Linked DNA regions of Homo sapiens: region 1 is linked to region 2. A link is a contact called in ENCODE Hi-C or POLR2A ChIA-PET data. All regions are on one chromosome and are shown on one strand. Each heading gives the region's core, a stretch centred on a gene start or an enhancer-like site at or near the end of the contact. The rest is flanking DNA. Distances are from core to core; before and after follow the strand shown.

Evidence for each region. A loop is a pair of places that touch in the nucleus more often than their neighbours do. ChIA-PET counts read pairs that join two places held with the same protein, here RNA polymerase II (POLR2A). Pooled maps may share reads with other maps.
Region 1: a loop to region 2 is called in a map of CD4-positive, alpha-beta T cell, with 10 times the contacts of the local background. The contact joins the promoter of RPF2 here to the promoter of PPIL6 in region 2. A Hi-C loop is called at or near these places in 2 of 168 maps with a recorded cell type or tissue (CD4-positive, alpha-beta T cell and CD4-positive, alpha-beta memory T cell) and 6 of 50 pooled maps. POLR2A ChIA-PET finds 5 or more read pairs at or near these places in 1 of 52 experiments (naive thymus-derived CD8-positive, alpha-beta T cell).

Annotation. Positions count from the first base shown.
Region 1 is chr6:110,977,320-110,984,128 of GRCh38, forward strand. It overlaps RPF2 (ribosome production factor 2 homolog), which reads left to right and starts at 4,719. Exons shown (of 10, transcript NM_032194.3): 1 at 4,719-4,810. The coding sequence starts at 4,788.
Region 2 is chr6:109,437,793-109,444,006 of GRCh38, forward strand. It overlaps PPIL6 (peptidylprolyl isomerase like 6), which reads right to left and starts at 2,836. Exons shown (of 8, transcript NM_173672.5): 1 at 2,664-2,836. The coding sequence starts at 2,798. SMPD2 (sphingomyelin phosphodiesterase 2) reads left to right here and starts at 2,932. Exons shown (of 10, transcript NM_003080.3): 1 at 2,932-3,379; 2 at 3,565-3,661; 3 at 3,760-3,836; 4 at 4,182-4,275; 5 at 4,418-4,507; 6 at 4,751-4,833; 7 at 4,960-5,092; 8 at 5,185-5,289; 9 at 5,475-5,628; 10 at 5,725-6,127. The coding sequence starts at 3,330. The coding sequence ends at 6,113. RefSeq lists silencers at 2,427-3,246, 2,888-3,093 and enhancers at 3,507-3,576, 3,737-3,816.

The DNA of each region.
Region 1 (6,809 bases), core at 3,469-5,968, 1.5 Mb after region 2:
GTTCATGTCATTCATTTGCTATGCAAATTCTTCACTGTGCAGTGTACTCCTATTTGTATTCTGATAATAATGAGTGGGTTAATAAAGTTTTACTGAAAAAAAAAATTCTTAGCCAGGTGCGGTGGCTCACGCCTGTTATCCCAGCACTTTGGGAGGCCGAGGCAGGTGGATCACAAGGTCAGGAGTTCAAGACCAGCCTGGCCAATATGATGAAACCCTGTCTCTACTAAAAATACAAAAATTAGCCAGGTGTTGTGGTGGGCGCCTGTAGTCTCAGCTACTAGGGAGGCTGAGGCAGGAGAATCGCTTGAATCTGGGAGGCGGAGGTTGCAGTGAGCTGAGATAGCACCACTGCACTCCAGCCTGGGTGACAGAGTGAGACTCCATCTCAAAAAAAAAAAAAAAATCCTTAATAACCGCTGCAAAATCTCACTAACATCACCACCAGTCCTGCCACTTAACAGCAGACATCACAAACTTTTCCAAAAAACTAAAGAGGAGGGAATACATCCCATCTGAATCTATTAGGCCAGTATTGATCCAATACCAAAGCCAAACAAAGATTCCACTAGAAAACTACAGGCCAATATGATGAATATAGACACAAAAATCCTCAGCAAACTATCAACAAACTGAACCCAGTAACATATAAAAAGGATCATACACCATGACCAAATAGGATTGATTCCAAGAATATAAGGTTGGTTGGACATATGAAAATCAGTGTAATACAAAATGTTAATAGAATAAAGGAAAAAACAACATGATCATCTCAATAGATGCAGAAAAAGCACACACAAAATCCAACACACTTGCATGATAAAAAGCATTCAACAAACTAGGAAAAGAAGTCAGGCCGAGTGCTGTGGCTCACTTCTATAATCTGAACACTGGGAGGCTGAGGCAAGGGGATTGCTTGAGCCTAGCCGTTTGAGATTAGCCTGGGCAACATGAGACCCCATCCCTATAAAAAATTTAAAAATTAGTGAGACGTGGTGGTGCATGCCTGTGATTTCAGCTACTCGGGAGGCTGAGGTGAGAGCACTGTTTGAGCCCAGGTCAAGGCTGCAGTGAGCTGTGTTCACACCACTGCACTCCAGTCTGGGCAACAAAAGGAGACTGTATCTCAAAAAAAAAAATCAATTGATAAAATAACATAAAAAAAAAGAAAAGAAAAATCCAAGCTGCCTTTGTTGCAGAAATTGAGAAATTGACCCTAAAATTCATATGGAAATTCAATCTTGCAAAAGAGAAAAATCATAAAAGTCACATTTCTTAGTTTCAAAACTTACTACAATGCTATATGGTAATCAAAGCTGTGGATCTAGCATAATGAAAACCAGACAGATCAATTAAATAGAATTGTGGGTCCAGAAATAAACCCTTACAATTATGGTCGATTGATATTGCAAAAGGATGCTAAGACAATTCAATGGAGAAAGAATAATCTTTTCAACAAATGATGCTGGGACAACTGGATATCCATATACAAAAGAATAAAGTTGAACCCCTATCTCACACCATATATCAAAATAAAAATGGACCAAAGGCTTAAATATAAGAGCTGCAATTAAAAATGTTTGAAAGAAGACATAGGGTAAATCTTTGTGATGTTGGAATAGGGAATGGCTTCTTAGATATGATACCAAAAGCACAGGCAACAAAAGGAAAAAATATGTAAACTGGGCTTCAACAAAGTTCAAAAGATCTGTGCTGAAAAGCACATTAACAACAAGATAACGCCTACTAAATGGGATAAATATTTGCAAATTATGTATCAGGTAAGGGACTTATATCTGGAATACATGAGAAAATATTAGAACTCAACAATAAAAGGACAACCCAATTTAAAAACCGGGCAAAGGATTTGGATAGGCATTTTTCCAAAGAAGATATAAAAATGGGTAATCAATCAGCACATGAAAACATGCTCACCATCATTTGCCTTGCCATCAAGGAAATGAAAATCACAATGAGATACCACTCATATCTGTTAGGATGGCTTAATAAAACAGATGGACAATGCTAAGTTTTGGTGAGGAGTGGAGAAATTGGAACCTTTGGTAGATAGAACAATGCTTCCTTCAACTCCCAGCCCAAAGATGTTGAGAACCCCCAGGTATCTGTGAATATGTTACTTTATATGCCCAGAAGGAATTTGCTATACGATTAAGGATCTTGAGATTATCATGGATTATCCAGGTGATGCCCATGTAATCACAAGGGTTTTATTAAGAGGGAGTTAGGAGTGTCAGAGCATCAGAGAAAAAGATGTGACAATGGAAGAAGTTCAACTGATGATCTTTGAAGATGGAGAAATGCCAAAGTATGCAGACAGTCTACAGAAGCTGGAAAAAGCCAAGAAACCGATTCTCCCCTGAAGCCTCCAGGTGGAATGTAGTCCTACTGACTTCTTCATTTTATTTATTTATTTATTTAATTTATTTATTTATTTACTTAAGAGACGGAGTCTTACTCTGTTGCCCAGGCTGGAGTGCAGTGGTGCGATCTCAGCTTACCGCAACCTCCACCTCCCAGGTTCCAGTGATTCTCTTGCCCCAGCTTCCCAAGTAGCTGGGACTAGAGGCGTGCCACCACGCCTGGCTGATTTTTTGTATTTTTAGTAGAGATCGGGTTTCATGGTGTTAGCCAGGATGGTCTTGATCTCCTGACCTCATGATCCGCCCACCTCAGCCTTCCAAAGTGCTGGGTACAGGTGTGAGCCACTGCTTCCGGCCTACATTTTAGACCTGCAAAACTGATTTCAGACTTCTGACTTCCTGAAGTATAAAATAATAAATGTGTGATAATTTGTTACAACAGAAATAGGAAACTAATACCAAACTCTCTTACATTGCTCATGGGAATTTAAGTGGTGCAGGTGCTTTGGAAAACAGTTTACCAGTGCCTCAAAATGTTACACTTAAGAGTCAGCATATGACCCAGCAATTTTTCTCCTAGAGAATTGAAAATGTATGTCCACACAAAAATTTGTACACTAATATTCAAAGCAGCTGGGTGTGGTGGCACGCGCTTGTGGTCCCAGCTACTCGAGAGGCTGAAGCACTAGAATCACTTGAACCCAGGAGATGGAGGTTGCAGTAACCTGAGATTGCATCACTGCACTCCAGCCTGTGTGACAGAGTGAGACTCTGTCTCAGAAACAAAACAAAGCAAAGCAAAACAAAACAAAAAAACACAAAGCAGCATAATCCATAATAGCCAAAAAATAGGAACCATTCAAATGTACATAAGCTGCCGGGTACAGTAGCTCACGCCTGTATTCCTAGCACTTTGAGAGGCCAAGGCGGGTGGATTACCTGAGCTCAGAAGTTCAAGACCAGCCTGGCCAACATGGTGAAACCCTGTCTCTACTAAAAAATACAAAAGTTAGCAAGGTGTGGTGGTGCGTGCATGTAATCCCAGCTACTTGGGAGGCTGAGGCAGAACTGCTTGAACCCGGGAGGTGGACGGCGCAGTAAGCCAAGATCGCACCACTGCACTTCAGCCCTGGCGACAGAGCAAGACTATGTCTAAAATAAAAAAAGTACCTAGGTTGATAAATGGATAAACAAAATGTGGTATATCCATACAAAGGAATATTATTCAGTCCTAACAAAATGGAAGTACTGATCCACGCTACATGTATGAACCTCAAAAAGATAGTGAAAGAAGTCAAACACAAAAGGCCATACGTTGCACGAAACCATTTATATATGTTCAGAATAGGCAAATCCATTGAACATAAAGTAGATTATTGGTTGCCAAGGGCTGGCAGGAGGGGGAAGTGGGGCATGGACTGCTACTGGGTGTGTGTGTCAGGGGGGTTCTTTTTGAGGTGATTAAATATTCTGGAATTAGTGGTGATATTTGCACATCTTTGTGAATACACCAAAAATCACTGAATTGTACACTGTAAAGGGGTACATTTTATGGTATGTGAAGTATATGGTAACTTAAAAACTGGGGAAAAATCACGAACAGCAGTACATTTTCTGCGCATCTTTTATGTACTAGGCAACTGTGGTAGTCATAAATTCTGTCACACAGATCGCATAGTTGTCAATAGTGCCCCTTTCACATCAATGTTTTTAGTGCTTATGTGAGTACCTACCGTGCAATCAATCAACCTTTCTAGCATCCTGGGATTCCTTGAAGAATAAAATCTGGTTTCTGAATACCTGACTCCAGGTATGCACACTAGCGCGTACATCAAACTGCGAGGGTCTATGTTATTTTATTTTATTTTTATTTTATTTTTGAGACGAAGTCTCGCTCTGTCACCCAGGCTGGAGTGCAGTGGCGCGATCTCCGCTCACTGCAACCTCCGCCTCCCGGGTTCAAGCAGTTCTCCCTGCCTCAGCCTCCCGAGTAGCTGGGGTTAGAGGCGCCCGCCACCACGCCCGGCTAATTTTTGTATTTTTAGTAGAGACGGGGTTTCGCCATGTTGGCCAGGCTGGTCTCGAACTCCTGTTATCAGGTAATCCGCCCGCCTGGGCCTCCCAAAATCCTGGGATTACAGGCGTGAGCCACCACGCCCGGCCAGTGTTACTTAAAAGTATTACCTCGCACCTGTAACTCCAGGAAAGAGCCGGGGCAAAAATCCGTAACCAAGACAACAGGGCGCGATTCCAATCAAGATGGCCGCCAGCGCCTCTAGACGCCCTCTACGAGGCCGTCCCCGGAAGTGGCGTTACGCGCAGCTTCCGGTTCCGCCTGTTCCGGCGCACGTAATCGCCGAGGGCACGTGCATGCCCCCTGGTTAAGAGTTGCAGGTAGCGGTAGCGATGGACACTCTGGATCGAGTAGTGTAAGTGCGCTGGGTCTCAGCCCCGGGGAGCGTTGGGGTGAAAGGGTCCCGTGATGAGGGTGGTACTGTCTCGGCCTCTCACTCTTCCTGGTTACCCCTCTAATTACCTGGGTGGGGGCCGATCGATCACCAGCCCGGGTCCTCCTCAGCGCGAGCTGCTTGCCAGGAGACAGTGGGGAAGCTCTCAAGTGGGAGCCGTGGGATGGGAGGGATGTGGGATTGAAGCGTTGGCCGCTTTTATCCTAGCCAGTTGAAAAACGTCTGACTTCCGAAGTATGAGACAGATGGTATAGTGGGGTTAGGAGCACAGCCCTCGGAATCCGACAGATCTGAGTGACAGTCTGGCGCGTCCACTTAAAGCTTTGTGACTTTGGGTCATTAAATATCTCTAAATCTTAGCTTATTCTGTAAAATAGCGCTCACCATAGTCATACTTCATAGAGCTGTGAGGGTTAGTTTCGAGAATGTATGTAGAGCCTTTGCTGCAGCACGTAGAAATGTTCATTAGTTTTTTCTTTTCCTTCCAACTTTGTACACTCCTCTGAGTTATCCTTGAATGATACCTGTTTTAAATTTGTTCAAGAATATTTGGGCTAAACAGCCCTGCTGTTACTTGCTGTGATTTTCTTGCTATTTACCTAAGTTAACATGTATCCAAAACGACAGTTTTAGTCATTCAGAGATTTTGCACACCTGCTATGCCTCTAGCTGTTTGGACTACAAAGAGTAGTTTACTAGGTATTGGGACTAGTTCACACGTTAATTGGGAGCAGGCAGCTAATAAAACATGTTAATTGCTATTTGCATTTGTTGCTGTTTAATGAGATACAAAAGATAGAATAATTTGTATCTTTATCAACCAGTAAATGATCAGAAGCTTTATATGTGACATTATATCTGGAGGAGTATTTTAAAAATCTACATGGGAAACTTAAGTGTATGTATGGTCTCTTTTTCTTCCCAAAGTGTCCATGGGACTGGACGAGGGAGGGTCATAATTATTTGGGAGGAAGAATTCTTTCAGTAGATGGCAGAGAACTGTCTGAAAAGCAAGGTGCTCATTGTAGAGGAAGCAGAGGTGAAGCCCCTCTTTTGAACAGAAGTGTGTAAAAACATGCCACTCCTACTGTCACATCATAAAGTCAGAATAATGAATTTATTTTCCCTTCATATTTTACAGGGTAATTGGTCTAGACGAATTTTTAAATCTAGCTTTAAAAAATTTGTTTTTTTTTGAGACAGGGTATCACTCTGTCACCCAGGCTGGAGTGCAGTAGCCCCATCACAGCTCACTGCAGCCTCGACCTCCCTGGGATCAAGCAGTCCTCCTACCTCAGCCTGCTGAGTAGCTGGGACTATAGGCGCACACCACCACAGCTAATTTTTGTATTTTTTGTAGAGACAGGGTTTTGCATTGTTGCCCAGGCTGGTCTCGAACTTCTGGGCTCAGTGATCCATCCACCTTGGCCTCCTAGAGTGTTTTTATTACAGGCTGTGGGCCACCTCCCAGCCCTAGCTCATTTTAAAAATTGGCCTGTTTACTTGCTGTGTGATCTTGGGCACATTACCTGTCTGTTCAATTGCCTCATCTGTAAAGTGAAGATAAGAATTGTAACTCGCGCGTGGAGGCTCACGCCTGTAATCCCAGCACTTTGGGAGGCTGAGGCGGGGGGGTGGGTCACGAGGTCAGGAGATCGAGACCATCCTGGCTAACACGGTGAAACCTCGTCTGTACTAAAAATACAAAAAATTAGCCGGGCGTCGTGGCGGGCGCCTGTAGTCCCAGCTACTCGGGAGGCTGAGGCAGGAGAATGGCGTGAACCTGGGAGACGGAGCTTGCAGTGAGCCGAGATCGCACCACTGCACTCCAGCCTGGGCGACAGAGCGAGACTCTGTCTCAAAAAAATAAATAAATAAATAAATAAGAATTGTAACTCTCAGGATTGTGGTGAAGATTAAGCCTTAATAGAGTGACTCCATGTAAACATCAGCCTTATTA
Region 2 (6,214 bases), core at 1,586-4,085:
CTCCTGACCTTAGGCGATCTGCCTGCCTCAGCCTCCCGAAGTGCTGGGATTACAGGCGTGAGCCACCGCACCTGGCCCGGTTGACTGCTATTTCTAACCATCTGGAATAAACTATAAATCCAGCAGTTTTCAAATGAAACACATGTCTTTTTAGTAATTTAGTATTTGTTGTAGAACGGACTATATCCAAATGAAAATGTATGCAATATTTGTTCCTATTCTCTACAAATTTCAATCTTTTGTGTGTTTGGTTTTTACATTTTGTTTTTTATTTTTCAATTGACATATAATAATTGCACATATTTATGGGGTAGTGATGTCTCAATACATATAATGTATACTTATCATTAGCATATCCATCATCTCAAACATTTATTATTTCTTTGTGTTGGGAACATTCAACACAAATCTAAATCTTTGTCAGTTAATCAGGCATCTGGGATCGCTCACAAATTATCATGTTAGGAATACATTCAGATATCCTTTATTAAGACAGAACTAGAGGCTGGGCATCACCGTGGCCCATGCCTATAATCCCAGCACTTCGGGAGGTCGAGGAGGATTGCTTGAGCCCAGGAGTTCAAGACCAGCCTAGGCAACACAGTGAGACCCCCATCTCTTCCAAAAAAAGAAAAAAAAAACTAGCTGAATTTTCATATTTGAATATAACTACAGTAGGTAAAAGTTTAAGAAAGGGAAAATTGACATTATTAATACAATAAAGATATTGTTTTCTCGACCTACTGTCTTCTACATCAGGGGTTGGAGAGGAATAATTTTTAGATTTGTAAACAGTTTTTTGTTTTTTTTTTTAAGACAGAGTCTCACTCTTGTTGCCCAGGCTGGAGCACAGTGGCACGATCTCAGCTCACCGAAACCTCCACCTCCCGGGTTCAAGCGATTCTCCAGCCTCAGCTTCCCGAGTAGCTGGGATTACAGGCGCCCGCCACCATGCCTGGATAATTTTTGTATTTTTAGTAGAGATGGGGTTTCACCATGTTGGCCAGGCTGGTCTTGAACTCCCGATTTCGTGATCTGCCCGCCTCAGCCTCCCAAAGTGCTGGGATTATAGGCAAGAGCCACCGCGCTCGGCCTGTAAACAATTCTAAAAAATCAAAAGAATTGTATTTCACGTTATGTGAAAATTATACGCAAGTCAAATTTCGTGTCCATAATATGGTTTTACTGGAATACTGTCATTCATTTCCATCTCTGTGTCTGCTTTTGCAACACAGGAAAAAGCTAAACAGGTGTGACTGAGACCCTATTGCCAAGAAGGCCTAACATATTTACTATCTGGACTTTACAGAAAAAAACTTGTCAACACTTTCTTTACAATGTGGAGTCGGCACAGAAAATATGTGCCTTCAGAAAAAGAGCGAAAAAAAAGAGAAAAAAAATCTCTGAAACTCATTAATACATTAACTTTGTAATTAACTTCATGGCCATTAACTTTGGTAATAAAAGGTTGCTGATCCCGTCTGCCCAAGCAACACAGACCACAATTTCTACTTTTGATGATTCATGTATTATTTTCACAGACTTCTGATCACTTGTTTTCTTTTTATTATTTATTTATTTTGAGACGGGGTCTGGCTCTGTCGCCCAGGCTGGAGGGCAATGGCGCGATCTCAGCTCTCTGCAAACTCCGCCTCCCGGGTTCAAGCGATTCTTGTGCCTCAGCCTCCTGAGTAGCTGGGATTACAGAGACCGCCACCACGCCCGGCTAATTTTTTGTATTTTTAGTAGAAACGGGGTTTCACCATGTTGGCCAGGCTGGTCTAGAACTCCGCCTCTGCCTCCCAAAGTGCTGAGATTATAGGCGTGAGTCACCGCGCCAAGATATCTTCTATTTGGGAACATTTTGTTGTCAAGTATCCAGCTGGGTACTTCGGGAGTTAAAAACATTAATTAAGGCATGGTCCTGGAGTCAAGTGAGCTTCGGCGAGAAGTTTGCCATGGACAGCATTTCTGGAGCAAACCCTGTAAGAAGGGCTGAATTCTACATGCCGACATTTCATACATTTCTCCTGCATTTCAGGTTGTAAGTGTGCTGCAGCATGACTGATCTGGCCAAATTCTTCCAGTTTCCTCAAGTGCTTTTCCTTTAGTATCGTTCTGAGTGTTTACAAAGAAATGATTTTCCAAAGCACTTGTGAAGCATCTAGTTCGATTGGAACGCAGTGACGGCTCTATAAAATTCAAAGAAAAGAATCTCCCCGCATGAATAGTTAACAAAAATCGCTTGGGCCGAGGTGGCGGGGTTGTAAAAATTAGCTAGTTATATAGTAATCATTTTTCCATAAATTTAAATATCTCTAATTAAAGAAAAAATTGACGTAGAACAAAATCTGCGGGTGTGTGTGTGTGTGTCTCGGAGGGGATTACCTTATCTCCCAGCGCGGTTCTGAACCCTTCCTTCGCTCAGTTCTCCCTTTAAAAGTCGCCAAGTGGAACGCCCGCCCCCGGACCCGCACTTGCCCCCCTATACTCTCCTCCCGGTCCTCCAGACGGAGCCCGCCCGGCCAGGACACGCCAGCCCCTTCCTCGGCCGGTGGGGCCTCGACCCCCGCCGCCTCGAGGAGGCGCGGCGCCTGCAGTCCACGCGGCCGAGAGCGGGTAGCGGGGAGGGCCGCCCACGACGGAGGTTTCTCTGTGGTTACCTCAGCGGCGCTCTTCGCAATCTGAAAGTTGGGGCAGCTGAAGAGCCCCACCACCTTCACCTGCAGCGGCCGCTCCGGCAGCGACGGCGAGCCGCACCTAGCGTGCGGGGGCCCGCACGGCTGCGGCCTTGCCATGGCCGCGCCCGGGGACGCCCGGTGACCCCAAACACTGCGCGTCGCTCCGGCAACCGCGCGGCCCCGCCTCCGCCGCTCGCAGGAGGCGGGGCCCAGGGGCGGGTCGAGGGCGGCCCGTGGCGGCTGGGCCTTTCCTCAACTTTGCGCCTGTTGCTGGGCCGCCGGCGCGCGGGCGGCCGCGACCGCCGGGGACGAGCTTGGAGGAAAAGGAACCGGGAGCCGCCCACCCGGGGGCGCTCTCCGGACCCCCAGGGTCCTAGCGCGCGGCCCTTACCGAGCCTGGGCGCCCGGATTTCGGCAGCGGATCGCCTTTCCGGGTTGGCGGCCCGCCTGATTGGGAACAGCCGGCCGGTTGCCGGGGGAACGCGGGAGTCGGGCCCGACCTGAGCCACGCGGGCTTGGTGCCCACCTGTGCGCGCCGCCTGCGAAGAAGGAACGGTCTGGGGAGAAGGCGCCGCCGGCCGCCCCCGTCCCCACCGCGGCCGTCGCTGGAGAGTTCGAGCCGCCTAGCGCCCCTGGAGCTCCCCAACCATGAAGCCCAACTTCTCCCTGCGACTGCGGATCTTCAACCTCAACTGCTGGTGAGTGCGTCTGCGGAGTGCGGTCTGGGGGCCACCTTCCGTTCGCACCCATGCAGCCTTCCTCCCCCTATCCCGCCCCACGATCTCAGGGTGTAGGGAAAACCCGAACCTCCAAAGTCCACATCTGGCCCCAGCGCCGGTGGTCCCAGCAGTCGCCTCCCCTGCCCCGCTCTTCCCTTCCTTAGGGGCATTCCGTACTTGAGCAAGCACCGGGCCGACCGCATGAGGCGCCTGGGAGACTTTCTGAACCAGGAGAGCTTCGACCTGGCTTTGCTGGAGGAGGTGAGATTGTGCAGCACGGTGCGGAACCCAGGCTGGGAGGAGGGACAGACCGTCCCACTGGGGAAAGACCAAGCAGGCATCCTCACCGCTTCCCTCAGGTGTGGAGTGAGCAGGACTTCCAGTACCTGAGACAGAAGCTGTCACCTACCTACCCAGCTGCACACCACTTCCGGAGGTGAGAAGCCCACTGGCCTGAAGCCTGTTGTCATCCCAGGAGGCTCTTGGCCCTGCCAGCCCTTCCCTATCCTGCCTGCACTCTCCAGTCTCCTCCAGCCTCCTCTCCCTCTGGATGTGAGAGAAGGAGAAGGGTGAACCAAGAAGGTCCTATGACTTCAGCCCATTTCAGCTTTGTTTTCTGGCTGCCCTATACTCCTCCAAAGGCTGTCGCCTTGGTTCTAGGGCTAGTCCCAGCAGTAGAAAAAGAAAAAAATAGCTGATCAGAGCTGGAAGACAAGGGAGGGGAAGAAGGCTGGGTGTCTCTCCCTGTTTTTCTGGTTATTAAGCAGGGCTTGGCTTTCAGCGGAATCATTGGCAGTGGCCTCTGTGTCTTCTCCAAACATCCAATCCAGGAGCTTACCCAGCACATCTACACTCTCAATGGCTACCCCTACATGGTAAGGCAGACCTTTGACCTCTTCCACCTCCCTTCCCCACCTCCAGTAATACAAGGTAGAGGAGGCAGCCCTCTGAGAGCTGCAGGGGATGGGCAGAAAGATGGTGGCGGTGCCCTGAGTTTCTATCTCCTCCTGCCTGCAGATCCATCATGGTGACTGGTTCAGTGGGAAGGCTGTGGGGCTGCTGGTGCTCCATCTAAGTGGCATGGTGCTCAACGCCTATGTGACCCATGTGAGTGAAGCTGGCAGTGCCTAGGGCTGGGACATGCAGCCCAGTCCTGGGACAGAGAGATGGTACTTCTCTAGCTCTCATACCTGGGGATGAGGTGTGGGGGCAAGATCTTATAAGGAAGCAATGGGCAAGGCTTATCCATTGTATACCAAACACCATGCCAAGTGACAGACACAGGCTTGATTCAGACATACCCCTGGGACCCTCAGTCTTATCTGCTGTGATCTCATCTATCTTGCTCAGCTCCATGCCGAATACAATCGACAGAAGGACATCTACCTAGCACATCGTGTGGCCCAAGCTTGGGAATTGGCCCAGTTCATCCAGTGTGTGAGCCTGGGCTTGAAATGGGAAGTGGGATGGGACCCAGGGGCTGAGGGTGAACAAGGCCCCAGTCATGGGGAAGAGCTGGTGATGGAAGAACTCCCGCCTCACCAACCTGGTTCCCCCAGCCACACATCCAAGAAGGCAGACGTGGTTCTGTTGTGTGGAGACCTCAACATGCACCCAGAAGACCTGGGCTGCTGCCTGCTGAAGGAGTGGACAGGGCTTCATGATGCCTATCTTGAAACTCGGGACTTCAAGGTGAGGACTTGCCTGTTACTTCCCCACCTATATCCCCAGCTTCTCTCCCTCCTTCTCCCCCACATCCTAGCATGAGCCAATGATTCCCTTAGGGCTCTGAGGAAGGCAACACAATGGTACCCAAGAACTGCTACGTCAGCCAGCAGGAGCTGAAGCCATTTCCCTTTGGTGTCCGCATTGACTACGTGCTTTACAAGGTCAGGCTCCTCCCTTCAACATGCTTTCATATGCTGTGTCTCTTTGTCTACTAACCTGTGTAGATCCTTTGCTCAGCTAGTCTAGTCTTGGACCACTGATGGGTGGAAAGTGGGGTAGCCGGGAGCTGGTTCTCTGGGAAGAGGCCCTCATATATAAGCTTCTCTCTGGCCCTTACTTTTCCTAGGCAGTTTCTGGGTTTTACATCTCCTGTAAGAGTTTTGAAACCACTACAGGCTTTGACCCTCACAGGGGCACCCCCCTCTCTGATCATGAAGCCCTGATGGCTACTCTGTTTGTGAGGCACAGCCCCCCACAGCAGAACCCCAGCTCTACCCACGGTGAGTCACCCCCACCCTTTCCTTGGCCCTTGCCCCGCTTGAAGCAGCCCTTCCACTCTTGACTCTCTCCTGCCCCACTGCCCTGCTCTGTTGTAGGACCAGCAGAGAGGTCGCCGTTGATGTGTGTGCTAAAGGAGGCCTGGACGGAGCTGGGTCTGGGCATGGCTCAGGCTCGCTGGTGGGCCACCTTCGCTAGCTATGTGATTGGCCTGGGGCTGCTTCTCCTGGCACTGCTGTGTGTCCTGGCGGCTGGAGGAGGGGCCGGGGAAGCTGCCATACTGCTCTGGACCCCCAGTGTAGGGCTGGTGCTGTGGGCAGGTGCATTCTACCTCTTCCACGTACAGGAGGTCAATGGCTTATATAGGGCCCAGGCTGAGCTCCAGCATGTGCTAGGAAGGGCAAGGGAGGCCCAGGATCTGGGCCCAGAGCCTCAGCCAGCCCTACTCCTGGGGCAGCAGGAGGGGGACAGAACTAAAGAACAATAAAGCTTGGCCCTTTAGTGGCTCTGCCTTTTTCCTTGTAGAGGCGATGGGAGCCAGGGGTCAGTGTGACTGTCACACTACAGACCTTAAGGCTCCTACACATC